Regions from separate parts of the Homo sapiens genome. Here region 1 is linked to region 2. A link is a loop called in an ENCODE intact Hi-C map of the cell type or tissue named here. Cell type or tissue: Caco-2. All regions are shown on one strand. Links, peaks and the distances in the headings refer to the core of each region. The heading gives the core; the rest is flanking DNA. Region 1 overlaps TFEC (transcription factor EC). Region 2 has its middle 88 kb from the start of TES.

Region 1 (8,402 bases), core at 132-8,131, 150 kb before region 2:
GCATTCCAAACTAAGCAAAGGAAGTGCAATGGTTGTAAGATGATAATATTCCTGTCATGTTTGAGGAGAAAGGATGCCATTGAATCCAGACCCTGAAGTCAAAGGGAAGTGCTGACTATAATAAAGTGTCTGGATTATATTCCGAATATTTCAGAAAGTTAATAAAATGTTAAGCAAGGAGAAACAGGATCTGATTATTTCTTTAGGAAGATTATTCTGGCTGCTCTGTGAAGAACAGCTGTAAGGGAACAAAATGTAGCAGGAAAGCTAGGTCAGAGCCTGTGGCTGTAGGGAGAGATGATGGAACTTGTTTTACAAGAGGACATGATAGGAACCTGTGAGATTCTGGAAATCTTGGATGTAGATTACAAAAACATATTGATAGATGTGAGTATGGGAGTAAGAGAGAGAAAAGCAAAGAATGACCATTTTTGTTTGTTTCTTTCACATCAACTAAAAGCAGATTTTGGAGGAAGGACTTCTTTTCAGCCATGCTATGTTTAAGATACCTGTTAGAACCACAAAAGATATCAAGTAAGCAGTAGAATATATAAGTCTGGCATATAGGGGATTGATCTAGGCTAGAGATGTGTTGATGTTACCTATAGGACATGTATTGATATATGAGAAAAGAGGACCAAAGACTGAGCCTTAGGACACTCCAGAATTTAGACATCTGTGAGAAGAAAAAGAACCAGTAAAATGAGTGAAAAATCAGAGAATCCACAGAACCCCAGATAGCTCTTCAAGAAGAAGGAAGTGGTGAACCATGTTAAATGCCACTGAGGAGCCAAGTCAGGTGACAATGGAGAATTTGCTACTGGATTAGTTTGCTATTGATTGCTATTGATTGGCTTGCTATTGATTGGTTTTCAGAGCCCTTTTAGAATTGTGAGGACAAAAGCCCTATTGGGGAGGAGAGAATGAGAGGGAAGGAAGTCGAGGCAGGGAGAAAATGGGGGCAGTGAGTTTTTTTGTGTCTGTATGTAAAGGAGTCATGAAATAGCCTAGTAGCCAGAGAGGAAATGCGTTTAAAGGGTGCTGTTTGGTTAGGTTTGCTTTTAGTGAGTGTTATTAAAGATTGATAAATGCTGATATTTATAATACAGTAGATCAGCATATATTCATGATCTAGAAGGAGGAGCTATTTAGAGAAGAAAAGTCCTTTGGAAGGGATCCCAGACACAAATGGTAGGGCTAGCTTTAGATAATGAACTAGGACAATTATTCACATAGGAGCTAGTTATTTAAAAGAGCATGGCAACTTCTCCCCTCTCTCTTGCTCCCTCTCTCACCATGTGACACTCTGGCTCCCCTTCCTTTCTGCCATGACTAAAAGCTTCCTGAGGCCCTCACCAGAAGCAGATACCAGGGTAATGCTTCACGTATACAGTCTGCAGAGCCGTGAGGCAAATAATCCCCTTTTCTTTAAAAAGTACCCAGCCTTAGGTATTCCTTTATGGAAATGTAAAATGGACTAACGCAGACAACCCATGTCATATAGTAGGTAAACATAATAATAATTATTGGTAAATATTCTCATTTTTGAAGCTTATTTTAATAAACATCTGTTAATTTAGCCTGACTAGAATCCATTCACATTTGCTTGGGTAACGACTACTGCTTTCTTGGTTCTCACTCTTAGTCTGGGCAATTTGTTGTGGAGGGCTGTTCAAGCCACAGCTCTAGGGTAGGCCCAAGACCCAGAGACATTGGCTTAGAAATAGATATGTGACAGAAGCTGCTCCATTATCTCAGAGCTTTAACTGGAACTAAGAAGAAAAATACTTCCTCTTAGGTATCCCGTACTAACTGAATGTTTCCATTAGGATGCATTTGTTTTTGAGAATCAGAAAATCCTGATATAATTGGCTTATAAAATAAAGAAAAAAAAAACCTTACATATCCATAGGCAAAATAATTCTCCAGGGGCATATAAGCAGCATTTCTTTCCATATCTGTTGATTTTCTCTTTCCCTTTGTTTCTTTTGTTTTTCCTCACTTTATCTACCTTTTGGGGGGAAAAAAAAGGCTACAGAAGCCCCATAAATCATGGAGAAGCAAAAAGCCTTCTCTTTCTTGAAATTACAGACTGAAGAAAACTTCCAAGCAGGTCTCAGTATCCTGCTCAACTTGCCAGAATTGCAGCACAAGCCCATTCTTAAAACAATCTCTGGCAAAGGAAATGGGGCCACCAGAATTGGTTTAAATTAATCAGAAACTTCCTCTTTCTTGTGAAGGAATGGATGTCTGAAAAAAAACTAGGTTAGCAAGAAAAAAGTGTATGCATGGCTGGGAATAGGCTATGACAGTGTCTGTTCAATGGCTGAGAATAAAGCCAGCACAGAAGAAAACAGAGACAAATTTACAAAGGGATGCCCACATACAATATTACTTAGGGATTTTTAGATGGCATGAACCAATAAATTCCTTTCATGCTTAAGCCCCTTATGAGTCAGGTTAACCACCTGCAACCAAAAGTTCACTGGCTAATATACTTACTCAAAGCTTTTTTCTGAATCTAACAAGTCTTTGCTTTTATCTACATAAACTATAAAAATCCTTCAGAGTTTCCTACCCCTATTCTACCAGCTATTCTTGTACATTCTCTTTTTTCTCACTTCTTGCCTTATGTTGTTCTCTTAACTTGCTACTTTTCTGCCTTCATGTCTATCTCTTAAAATCTTAACTATACAGTACTTCATAACTATATTTCAAACATCACCTCTTTCTAAAGGACTTCCAAAAATTCTCACTTTCTCATGGTTTCTCCTTCATTTGAGCTGCAGAGCAAATCTCTGACTAGCATTCAAAATGAACACATGTAGTCTATAAGATATCAATTAAAACAGCCTTCAGAGACCAATATTTTTCATTATTCCCATAATACAGAAATAGATACCAAAGCAAAGGCAGGTTACGTGATTTGCACAATGTCTGGACTAGAAATGGGTTTGACCCAAGTTCCACATTCTTTCCCGCCCTCTCTCAGGTACAACTCATTGTGCTACCCCATTATATTGTCATCTCTTGACATGTGAATTGTGCCTCACTCAACTTGCAGTCTCATATTGTGTGAATATTATGCTTTACATATAATAAGTATTCAGTAAATATTTGGTTAATTGAACTGCTTTGTTTTACATGTGGATCTAAATTATCAGTTATCTTTGGTTAGTTAACAGCAGATATTTCTTTATGTAAATACACTTAGACCAGTAGTATCCATCTATGTAAAAGTACATTGTGTATATCAAACACATATTCCCAATGAAATTCATCACCAATTTTTTACTGAGTAAACCATTCTACAAAGACTCTACAAAACAAGTAGATAATTTGACAGAGAATGTTTCAGTATACAATTTCAATGAAGTAAGTACCATGTACAAAGAAGAGAAGGCTGCAGGAAATTAATATCATTTCCTCAAGCTCAGAAGTTGAATATTGCTTAAGAAAATAGGATCCTCATGCTGTGAAATTAGAAAGGGAGATATTAGCATTAATATCAAATGTATCTAGAGAATTAGTTTTCATGTCACTATGGCTACTTGAAATCTGAAGAGAAAAAAGGTAGAGTCATCATTCTATATTTAAAAAAATGAAAACTGAAAAAAAATCCTGCAACAAAAAACAGATTTGAAACCTCATCTGATATTTAGCAGGTAGAGTTAGTACTGGTGACTTGACTAGCACTATGTGGAGGTCCTGCATACTAGAGAAAAGGAGAAAGAGACACTTCTCTCATTAGATAGTCTACTTAAGAATTGATACAGAAAAAAGGGATGCTTCCACCATTTTTTTTCTAGGCCCTAAATTGAAAACATCCATCATAATGTAGTCTAGCCTATTGACTTATAGATGAATAGTCCACAACTCAATATAGTCAGAATTCACTTTTTTTAAATTAAATATTTAAAGTAACAATTCAATTGCGATCTTTGAGATTCTTTTTTCTCCTGTTCTCTAAAAGATTGTAAACTGTAAACAAACAAACAATAATCCTTCAAAATATGTTGAAAGAGCTTACACACCCTTTACAGATAACATTTTTATGATTCATAAATGAACAATCAGAAGGCGCATAGCAAGCAAATAGGAGATAATACACTATCCCTTCATATTGCAGGAATTTGTACTGATTTCAACATAGAAGTCTTTCTACATACTTTAAAGGAGGGTGAGGCCTGTTCTATCTTTTTCGATTTGACTTTAACCTCTGGCTATTGGCTTAGAAGTAAATTTATATTTTTCATTGTTGTAATATTTTCTTTCTTCTACAAAGGTATAGAGCCTCTAAATCTGAAAGCTGTATTAGTCATGGTAAAATAGTCAAAATTTAGTCATGACCTTTTAAGAGTGTTTGATTACTTGCTGTGCTTAAAATAGAAAATCTAAAGATTAAATTCCTTACAGAAAATGCTAGCAAATTAGATATATAGTTAGATGCATGTATATAGGATTAGACAGAGAGAGACAGAGAGAGAGATTAGTACAAGCACTATATTCTTCAACCATTAGATAACCTTTTTTTCTGCACCAATAAATATTTTCTAGTATTCATCTTTTATCTTGTCTGTTTAAAAAGTGCAGAAAAAAGCACCAGTTGCTAATCAAATATTTTTATTATCAGAGTGTATTCATTTCTGTTTCAATGACCTTCTTGGGTCTGAAAGCACTTACTGTTCTTTGCATTAGCAGAGGAGAGTCTGCTCCTTCCTCTTTAAAACTTGATTCCATACCGATTATATCCTCAATAACGTCCTCCATCTAGCAAAATATAATACATTTAGAATATTGTACATAATGATAAAAGTTGTGCTTCAGTCTGAAAACAGAGAGAAAAATTCTAGCAATCTTTAAAAGTTTTTAGACAATTTAAATTGAGGTTATATATACATATATATAAAACCTCAATATTATATATATATATATATATATATATATATATATATATATATATAAAAACACAGATTACTTTAGCATTGAAAATGCAGGAATCCTGACAATCTTTGGTCTGTTGCTTTTTCTTGCATTTGTGTCCAAAGGCTGACAGGTGACAACTTGACAAATCACCCTGGGCTAGTCTCTTGGAAATCAGTATCTACATAAATAGAGTGGTTATCATGAAATATCTCAAGGCAGATAGGGTCCCTATAGTTAATATGTACAGAGATTACTTTCTACAAACTTTATTTTTCTTTTAAAATGTTCTGATTGCATCTTACATGTGGATATCTAAATATTCATGGTTAAATATTACCCAGTACATTCCTGTAGATATAGAAGAGACGGAAACATTTCATCCTACCTTCTCTAAAGACCAATAATAATAGGTAATAGCAATAGCAATAACAAAAACAGCAATAATTATGAACATTTTAAATAGTAACAATAAAAATCACTTTTATAGTGCATGAGAGGTACCAGGCATGCTTCTAAGTGCTTTACATACATCATTCATTTAATACTTATAATCACTCAATGAAATGAGTACTTTGCTATATAGAAAAGGAAACTGAGAGAAAAAAATTCAATAATTTGTCCCAGATTATATAGTGAGTGAGTGGTGGAGGAAGGACTGACATCCTAGAAATTTGGCTCTATAGTCCAAATCTTATTGGCTTTCTATTTCCTTTCTCAGTTCTTTTCTAAAATAGAAACTTTCCTTCCCTTCTGTACTTTAGCTAGGGGAGATTTTTAAAGTTTATATGTTTAAAAAAATGGTTGCTTCTCTCTCTCTCTCTTTCTCTCTCTCTGCTCTAGCTCTCTTTGCTTCCATCATATTCCATTTAGTTAAATTTTTAAATGTGATATAAACTCAAATATATTGTGAATGTTTTATTTATATAACTACAGTACTGTGAATTTCCCATGATATATGCAGATACAGTCAGGAGTACACTCTAATAGATATGGAAAAATATTTTATAATTCTATTGATGTTATCTTCAAAGCAAGATATCTAGGAACTTAAGAGAATTGAGTGTTCGGAGAATTCTACTAAGATACTCCAAAAAATATGGAACACTATTCATATCTTAACAAATATTAATTAAGCAATGTTTACTGTGAGATCTTGTGGTTAGAACTGGAGCTACCATAGCCAACAGCAGGAAATTCTTCCTCTTATGCAGCTCAAAGTCTTAAGGAAACAGACCCATAAACAGCTTAATAACAAATAGTGGGCTGAGGAAATTAAAGCAGGTAGAGGATACGGCTTGATGAAAATGGTTGTTATTTTATAAAGTGCATCAGAGAAGATTTACTGACATTTGAACAGACATAAGATTAACATGGGAAAGGGTCATCCTTGGGAAAACAATAAGAAACACCTAAAGTAGGAACAAGTTCAACATGTTTGAGAAAGAATGAGCACTAATGGGAATAGAGCAGAGTGCGCAAAGGCAAGAGCGGTTAGAGATGAAGTGGAAAAGTATGCAAGAAACTGACATCACAGAATCCTCAAGGCCAGTGGTATCCAGTAGAAATTTCTGCAATGATGGGAATGTCCTACATCTGAAATGACCAATGTATTAATAGTAATAACTAACCACATGCCCTCATATGACTACTAAATACGTGAAATGTGGTTAGTGTAACTGCGAAAATGAAATTTTAATTTCATTTAATTTTTTTAAATGTTACTGAATTTGGCCGGGTGCAGTGGCTCACACCTGCAATCCCAGCACTTTGGGAGCCTGAGGCATGCAGATCACTTGAGGTCAGGAGTTCTAGACCAGCCTGGCCAACATGATGAAACCCTGTCTCTACTGAAAAATACAAAAATTAGCCAGGCGTGGTGGTGTGTGCCTGTAGTCCCAGCTACTTGGGAGGCTGAGGTGGGAGAATCATGTGAACCCCGGAGGCAGAGTCTACAGTGAGCAGAGATTGCACCACTGCACTCCAGCCCAGGTGACAGAGTGAGACCCCATCTCCAAAAAATAAAAATAAATAAGTTACTGAATTTGTACTAACTTTAAATTCAAATAGACACATGTGGTTCATGGGTACTACAGTGGAGGGTGTAGCTCTAGCCATGGTCAGATGTTAAATCCTTGTGCACAGAGAGATCTTTAAAGAAGCTAGGTTAATAGATGTGCATATTTTGTTTCTTTTGTTTGGTCCAGTCTCTGAAATTCTTTAAGTAAATTATTGATTGTTATTAAACTTGAATTTTTATTTTGTGATATTTTACTTATATTCTACCACTAAACGGGCAAAAACCTTGTACTGAACAGATGTGAAGAAGATTTGAGGAAAGAAGATTGCTAAACATAATTTATGAGGAGTGCTTTTCATTTGGATACTTGGAGTGGATTCAGTAAAAGTTACACATAAGTCATTCATCTATTTTCTCTCTGGAAGCTTACGTCATAAATGACACGGTCTGTTTAATTTTTCATGTTGACTATAAAGCATGCTTAGGTTTCCCTTATTCCAGAAAGAAACTTTTCTTTGTTACATGAGAAACATCCTCCTTTGGAGGCTGTGCCTTTGCCTTTAACACTACTATCCCTCATTTCTGTCATCTACCTACATGACTACTTTTTTCCCTAATTTCAGTTTTACCATTATCTTAATGGATGTTAAAATCTAAAACCCAGCCTAAAACCTTCACAACTTCTAAGTATCTCCATAATTAAAAACCCAAGAATCCATTTGTTATTTTAAAAAGACAAAAAACACACCATTTTGTATCAGATGAAACAGAATTAATAGATCAGACAAAATAAGAATTACAAACCCGCAAGTAAGCATCCTCAAAATAATAAATTAAGATCATAAGAATACAAAGAAAGAGCAAATTGCTTGACAAAAGTAAAAATGGAGATAATAGGCATAGAAAGTATAAGATTCAAGGACAAAGGAAAACATTTATGTTTTCAGATATGTGAAAATAAAGGTTTACAAAAGAACAAAACTTTTTAACAACACTGAGTGCAAGAAGAAAATGGGATAATACTAGAAATATTAAAGGTAAAGAACTTTGAACCTACATATTTATAGCCAACAAAGTATCTTTTAAGTATGTGGATGAAATTAAATTCTTTTTGGATATAAAAACTCAGAAACTTTAAGGCAAAAATACCTTTTAAAAACAGTTTAAGGAGTACTCCAGTCAGAAGATAAATAAAACCATGAAACTGATACAAAACAAAAGAATGAGTAAAGAACAGTAAAATGTTTGTGATCTAAGTAACTCTAGATATATGTAGAGAGAGACATACATGCATAATAATTACATATGTATTTCTATAGATAAGTACATATATATACATGAATTCTATACATAGATAAATTCTATAAATATCAATTCAGAAAGGTGGGTGACAACAAGGAGATGAGACCATACTAAGGTAGATTTTTACTTAAGAGTATGTCATATATAATGTTAAACA
Region 2 (8,402 bases), core at 358-8,357:
CTAACAAAAACAAATTCAATAGTTGCATATTATGAAAGATTACAAAACGAAAGAGAAACGTGCAAAGATACAGTAGGAGATATTTAATTTAGAGATTAAGAATTTATGGCTATAAGCGCTGGGAGGCACATCTGTGAGTTATCCAAGGGAGAATGCAGATTCTCTGGAGGTTTATAATGACACAAATAGCTATGTTTCTGGGCTGGCATAAATGGGATCCTGGTTATAGGTCGGCAGCATAATAAAATAACTATCTGTGTCAAAAAGTCTAGCTCAAGGATTTCTACAAAAAACTTTCAATGACAACAGTATTTATATGAGCATAATTTAATATTAGCACAAGCATTTTATTGTGGATCATCTTTACCTGATTTTATTTCCTGAGCAGCATTGATCTTTAGAAAGTCAATGAAAAATGAATCAATATCTACCACACATTAAGCACTTTGCTAAGCATTTTATTTTTTATATCCTTCAATAAATTTATTAATGCTTCCCATTTTTACCAAATAGAGAAGCTGAAACTCAACAATCATAAGCAATTTGCCCCATGCTACACATTTAAGAAGTGGTATATTTAACCCAGACACATTTGACTTGAAAACAAATACCCCTAAACTACATTATACAGAAAAATAGTATTAGCAATAATTGAGAAAAACATGGATCTAGCCAATGCAATAGGTCTGGAAAGATAAATATGAATTAAAATTAATTTTAAAATATGCATTTATTAATTGTAAATGATACAAATAACTACATAGAAAATCTCTGAGAAACAACAAGAAAAATGAAATGAGAGCTTAAACACAATAAATTTAATGAATTAACCAAATCATACGTACAATATTTTGAATATATGTTAAAAAAACACTGAATTATACACTTTAAAAGTGTGAATTTTATTGTATGTAAATTGTATGTCATTAAAAAGTTAAATAAAATGATTACACTAGCCAGTTAATATGGGAGGTAAATGAAGTGGAAATGAGGACTATTCACCGATAATATAAATGTAAAAATTTGAACAATTTTTCTAGAGGGTAATTACATTTTATTTACCAAAATCCAGTTATTATATTTTTTAAATCTAAAGAGTTAATCAGAGATATGGCTTAGGTTTATATACAATAAAATTTATCATAGTCTTGTTTGAAATACTTCTCCCAAAAGGAATTTAAACAGTGGAAACTATATAAATCCAGGAATTTCTAAATATAGCTTGATACATCCATATAAAGTCATGGTTCAGAATAGTTAATTACATTGGAAATGCTTACAATGTTAAGTAAAACAGACAAGATAAAAAAAAAAAAAGTAACCAAACATTAAAAAGAAATTAGAGCTGCAGTGAATGTTATGAGAGAAGAGGATTTTTTTGCAAAAATATATTCGGTAAGATAAAGAAAACTGATGCAAAGTTGCACCTGGGCCTGGGAATGAATTCTTACATTTGTTGGTGGAGAATAGGCTGTGACTGGTATAACAGGGAGTCAAATGCTTTCTAGCTTGTTCTGTGTTTGTAGAACCCCTGTGTTTCAGGGAAGAAGATGGGCTGCTATTCCATATAACTTTTTCTCGGATAACCAAGACTTCTCCCTCCATGGAACCTTTGCAAAAGCTCCTTTCTCTCCATGGAATTTTCTTTTCCTAGATTTTGACTTGGATGGCTCTTGATGCACACTCCACATTCACATCTTCACTGAAAAGTCACTAGTTCAGTCAGGCTTTTTCTGCCCATTCATAGCAGCATGGCATCACCTGGGAATTTGTTGGAAAGACAGAATTTCATGCGCCACCCAAGACTTACTGAATTTGAATCTGCATTTTAATAACATCCCCAGATGACTCTCATGCACACTAAAATTTGAGAAGCACTGTCCTTACAGTCTGTGATAGAGACTGCATGCCAGCTCCCTGCATCATTTTCTCCATAGGACTTATGCATATCTAAAATTATTTATTTGCTTTCTTAAACATAGTTTCATTAGCATAGAATTTGTTTTGTCTTTTGCCTGTGTTCACAGTTCCTAAATAGTGCTTAATGTACTGCTGGGACCCAAAGAATATTTGTTGAATGAAAGCACAGAATAGGGAGAGGTATAGTTCAGTAATTTTGATTGAAGAAATGCCATTTTATATCTTCACTATCTAAATAACTCTGTCTTTGGGGCCTCAACTATTGATTAAAGCTATAAGAGCTAATAAATTGTGTTCCAGTCCAATGCATCATGTGCCTGTAATATTTACTGGTTCTATAAAAAACCCTACCTAATAACTTTCAGAAGGATAACCAGTATTATTATATGTAAAAATAAAAGTAGGTTGCTCAAAAAGTTAGAGTATTGCCATGTGACTCAGCAATTGCTCTTCTAAGTATACACCCAAGAGAATTGAAAACAAATGGTCAAACTAATCTTATACACAAATGTTCATAGCAGGATCATTCATAAGAGCCAAAAAAGTAAAAACAGCCCCAAATGTTTATCAATGAATGAATAAATCTGCAAAATGAGGTATATACCCTCAATGGAATATTATTCATCCATAAAAAGGAATAAAATACCATTAATGTTACAACATAAATGAACCTTGAATATATTACATTAAGTAAAAGAAGCCAGATACAGAAAGCTGCATTTTGCCACATATTGCAAAAGCCACATACATGAAATGTCCAGAATAGGCAAATTCATAGAAACAAAAAGCCAATTAGTGGTTGTCAGAAGCTGGAAGGAGGGAGAAATGGGGAGTACCTGCTAATGGACACGGAGTTTCTCTCTGGGGTGACGAAAATATTCTGCAATTAGATAGTGATGATGGTTGACATCATTGTGAATGTACTGGAAGTCCTTAAATTGTACACTTTAAAATAGTTAAGATGGTGAGTTTTAGGTTATGTGAATTTCACTTCAACAAAAAATAAATATATAGAAGCAAATTACTATTTTAAGACATAGTGGCATTAAAATATATTGACTTGCTATCCAGAAATTTTGTTTTACAGACTCACTATTTCAGAGGTCAGGGTGCCAAATGATTAATATTATGTGACGATTATCTTTTTCAGATAGAGATAAGACAGGGAAATAAGGTAAAAGAAATGAGTCTGGGATTTGCCTAAGCCAGGACTCAAATTCCTTTGATCCTTGGCTAAAAGCCCTGATTGGTCCAAAAGGTCAAATGGAAAGGAAAAAGCACTCAAGAATAAATCAGTAAAATAAAAAATTCATTAAAATGTAGCTATTGGGAGGAAAGGAAATAACCTTCCTTTCTTCTACTAAAGAGTGAATTGACAACCTAATTTTCCGAACAGGTAACAAATGTATAGCTGTAGCTAGGTGCCCAGAATTTCTTCTCTACAGGGAAATGTTGGAAATAAATTATGGAGGAGTCTTCAGACTTACTGAAGCCACTGAAATTGTAATTGTTGTTACAATTGCAAGGGTTTATTAAAGATCATCAGGAAACTTGGCATTAAAAAAGTGTTTGGATAGATAAGACCCCTGTTTGCACTTTAAGCCTTTACTGTTAATTACATGTTACTGTGATTAAGCACTTCAGAAGTGACTTTTATGAACTGTGCTATTATTTCATTTAATAAGAACTTGTTATAAAGTCACAGGTTAGCAAAAGTTCATTAATAAGTTCAATGTTTGGAACTCAAAAAGCATTTTCCTATGGAGCAATGTTAGCCATGGTGGTTAGGTTTCTATGTAAGTGGGGTCTAAGAAATCAGGTAAGCCATACACACCTGCTCCCGTAACACTGAACAGCACACTACACGTTTTAAAAGATTTCCATGGAAACATGCATTCAGCATTCTGGGACCAAGACATCTCTTCCCTCTACTGCATTAGTGATGCTTGTTCATTCATTCATCACTGAATCACTCATTCAACAAGCATTGGCAGTGTCTGCTATGTACCAGGCCCTTTAGCAAGTTATATTCCTTTTTATCTGCCAGGTAGCAGGCTTTCTTCAACTTGGAGGAAGTAACCATTGGCTTAGCATATGAACTCCAGCATATAAGAAGCAGAAGATGAGGTTCTAGGGCAAGTAGAAGCAATGAAGGTTAAGGACGACTGGAACAAGGTGATGGCAAGTGAATGATTATTTAGCCCAGCTGCCTATGCCCCTTCCCCCCACTTTCCTCATTGTGGCCAACACTGGTGTTAGTGTGGAAATTCTAGTGGATGACTACAATAAATGTCAGCTATGTAATAGATGCCCTTTCCCGCTTCATTCTCCCTTAGAGCAGTGCCCAGGGTTGGGAAATGCCAAGTAGCCAAACAAGCGTGAGAACTGAGATCTACATTTTTTTAACCAATCCCCCCATCTTACTTGAGAGTACAAATCAAAAAGAAAAAAACAGAGAAAGGAAAACATTAATGAACATATATCCATAGTTATGAATGTTATATATCAGGGATTGTGTGAAACAAAAACAAGCAATTGCTGAACTCACATTTTTTTAAAAAACTACAAGTTACCAACTAACAAAGATCACCACCTAGTGGCCCCAGCAAGATAACTGCACTTGAACAAGATGCATTGAAATTCAAAAATATTGGGGGTTTGTTGCAAGAACGTAAGGTAACATTGAAACACTGAAGCCTCTCCTTTTGTCCCTTGGATCCAACCTCTCCTTTTTCTTTCATTCTGAGTCAGTTTCTCTTAGTTTATGATTCTAGTTTGTCTTGAAAGCATTCTATTTGCAGTTACCTTTAATCTTTGCAATTAGCTACTTTGTCATCTTTTGAGTTCCTCATCTTTTATGATACACCACAAGCCCTTCTGAGTCTTGCCTGAAATAGTGGGTTTAAACATCATTTTTGTCATGCCACTTCCCTACAAAAAAAAAATTGAATGCTTACGTGGATCCTGTTGTCACTTATATCAAGCCTGGTCTAACCCGCATATCCCCACACTCCACTTTTGCAAACATAATGACTGCCCACTGGGTACTTTTCTTTATTGATGCTTCACCACACTCAAATCTCAAACACAACTGCCCTTTTTATCTATTTCTGAGTACTTTTATCAAACTCAAATTCCACCTTTTCATAACTTTTCCCCTACTACTCCTATCATGTTCACTTCCTTCTTCTCTAAGTTCTTACATTCATGGTTATTAACACCAAGTTTATGATTTAATTATTGTCTAATTGTTTTATAAGTATTATGTCTGCAAAGGAAGTTCCATGGTTTAAATGTGTCTATATCTGCCACAAATCTTAGCATGATATTAAACATAACACAAGAGCTCAAAGAATAAATGACTGATATAGAAATGGATAGATTAGAATTCCTGCAATTAAAGGACTTTTAGTTGTCTATGGGTAAGTGACAAGGAAAGAAGAAGGAGAGTACAGAGTGGGGAAAGATTGCTGGAACTATATTCCATGAGTGGAAAAAGATTAATTTTATCCACCTTTATTATGTAAAATGCCAGTGACAAATTGAAAAGTTATCTCCCAAAATGCCAGGATACATTTAAACATATTCCAAAACATATAGTATAATATAACCACGAAAGTTTTTAATGGAATATAGTTACTTTGGGTGCAGACAGTGAAAGGAGCTCACTCAGACAAAGAGAGGGAAAAACGGGGGAAAAAAGAAATTGTTATTAAACAGGTAATGAAATGTTAACTTGCATTCTAAGGTAGGACAAAGTTTTACTTCTTGGGCAGCAGCATAAAATCTGCTCCAGGGATGTGAATTACAGATACGTTAGGCAACTGCACACTGGAAATAGCAAGACTGGGAGAAAGTTCTATGCAATCAAACTTTGGCGTATAATTCAACCAACTTTGAATGTGAATGGAAATATTTTACCCCTAAAATGTGAATAATAAAACAAATAAAATATTAAATAATCTACTCAAATGAAGAAGTCTGCAGAATAAGTAATGTGAACTTGAAAAATCTCATTAAGTGTCACCAGAATTCTATTTCTAGTGCAACTGCAAGTAGTTTTATAACTAGGTCTCCAGTAAAATAATTAGACTATTTTAAGGGGTAGCAACTGACTCTATCTTGAGGAGAGGAAAGAAAATGCTTCTCCTATGTAAATTTTCCCCCAATTTTTCAAACTGACATTTTCAAAGGCATCATAGAAGGACAATTACTTCTATGCTGTATATATTGCTGTTTTACCATAAAAGAGCACTATGTATGCAAGGCACTGTGCAAGCTATGGTAGAGGTAAACAAAGAATGCAAATGGCCTGCATTATATCCTCAAGTATCTTACTAGGGTGAGAAGATCCACATGTATTCAATAGATAATAATTCTGTAATTAATTTTTAAGAAACTATACCACATATTATGCAGACAGCCTGAATTTTCATACTTCAACAAATACTGAAGGCCCACAATTAGAAAGATGTTATAAGATGTTTTGTGAGTACAAAGTAAATCCATTACTCAACTGGCCCTCAGCAACAGTGAGTATAATAAGAAATGGACAGCAGGTACCTCAATAAAGATGAAATTACTTGATGAAAGAAGTATAATCTGTGATTTATCTTAAAATGCAGGTGTGGTTTAAATATGCAGGGTTGCAGGGTATTAGAGAAAGCATTGGAGGCAGACTTATCACATACAAAGGCACTGAGTTGATAAAGCAAGGATGGGTGTGAGAACTTAGTTCATTCCTTTTAGTATGATGTATAGAAAATGTGACATGAAACAATAGGCAATGATGTTGGAAAGCTGACTTAGAACTAGAGTATGGAAGATATTAAATTCCAAGTTAAGAAATTTGGCTTTAATCTATCAAACTAAGAATCATCGAAATTTTTGAGCAGCTAAGACCATCATGGTTGTGCTTTGGAACAATTAGGTAGCAATGCATGAATTGGTCTTGAATAAGGAAGCATGGAGAATACATTAGTTTAGGAAAGAGGTAATGTTGGCGGAATGTATGGTAGTGACCGAGATAGAGTGGAAGGGACAATTCCAAAAGATCCTACACAGAAAAAAGAAAATTGACTGAGACTTGGTTGATTCAATTAAATATAAAGAGCTATCAAGGATGAACTCAAAACTAATGCCATTTAGAGAAACGAAGACCAAAAGAGGGTAAGGTTGGTGCCTCCGGGGATTGGACAACTTCAGTAAGACATATTTGCAGCTTGAAGTGCCTTTCAGAAGAAAATATCCAGCTGACAGTTAACAATATTAAACAATTGAGATGAAAGCTAAGTTGTGATTTGCAAACCATCAAGAGCCAGTATGAAAGAACTGAGCAAACTGAAATCTCAGAGCTTGTACAGGACAGCAAGGAGAGCCACCCTGATACCACAGAGGCCCAGTAGTGAAAACAGATCATGAGAAAATGTGACTAGGATCAGCTAGCTTCCCACATCCCCACCCTGCATTTGGTCCTCTTCAAATATGATAGGGATTTACACATTGGAGAATTTAAGCCAAGCAGTATAAAAATCTCCCAATAAGAAAGGTATAAGGAAAAAAACTCAGAAGAAAATGAGAAAATGTGTTCAGGGGATAAAAGAAAAAAACAAAGCCTGAAATTGATAACCTCAAAATAAAACAATATCTTTTATGAAATAAAAATCCAGATGCACTAAAAATGGACAAATCAATTTTTTACTCACTAAATAAATGTAAGGGACTATCTTAAAATGCAGAAATAAAAGAGGTTGATGGAAATAAAAGAAGGGAAAAAGTAAGATAGAGGTTCAATCATGGAAGTATAACATTAAGTAAACTAATAGGAGTCCCAAAAAGAAAATAAAGAGGGCAAAGGGATGAACAAAGAATAAAGACATTATTTTTAGAACTGAAGCTCATTAGTTTCCAGATGGAAAAGGCCATCAAGCACCCAGCCCAAGAGATGAAAAAAGGAACACTATCAAGAAATTTTAGTGAAAAAAGAACACAATAGCAATACACTTTCAAAATCTGAGAGAAAATGACTTTTAGTATATAATTATTAAATTAGTAATTAGGGAGGAGCGTGGATAGAAAAAAGGACATATTCAAAAAGGTGACATCTTAAAATTTTATTTCCCTTTTACACTCCTTTGATCCACCACTGAATGATATACCCCAGTCAATTGAGGGAGGAAACAAAAAAGGAGCAGGGTGAGATTGAAAAAATAAAAACTATTTCAACAAAAAGAGAACAAATGATACCTAAAGAACCACTGTCCCCTGGGTACACAAAACAACCTGTCCAGATATTGGGACAAGAGAATGAAGGACTCCTGAAAAAAGAACCCTTCGACAAAATAAATTAAATAAATAAATATTGCCAAATACGGATTTCTTCCAAATCTCCAATGGTAGTAGATTCTAGTTTATTGGGCTTTACCTTAATTTCAACCTTTCTGACTGGTTTTGACTTAGATGAAGCTCCTGAAAACAGTACA

The links. Peaks named below come from ENCODE experiments on the same cell type or tissue, not always from the same donor. Only the 100,000 strongest peaks of a DNase experiment are listed, where the experiment ranks them.
Region 1: a loop joins it to region 2, with 5 times the contacts of the local background. A loop is called at or near these places in 2 of 110 quality-filtered maps.

What each region holds. Positions count from the first base shown.
Region 1 is chr7:115,969,487-115,977,888 of GRCh38, forward strand. TFEC (transcription factor EC) reads right to left here. Exons shown (of 8, transcript NM_012252.4): 3 at 4,684-4,770. Among named protein-coding and RNA genes, the nearest start is that of TFEC, 57 kb to the right of the region's middle. In Caco-2, for the core only: no CTCF peak of the experiment used is centred there; a DNase peak (open chromatin) is centred at 5,055.
Region 2 is chr7:116,118,669-116,127,070 of GRCh38, forward strand. It overlaps a transcript of TFEC not described here. Among named protein-coding and RNA genes, the nearest start is that of TES, 88 kb to the right of the region's middle. In Caco-2, for the core only: CTCF peaks have their summits at 4,515 (motif pointing left) and 4,724; no DNase peak of the experiment used is centred there.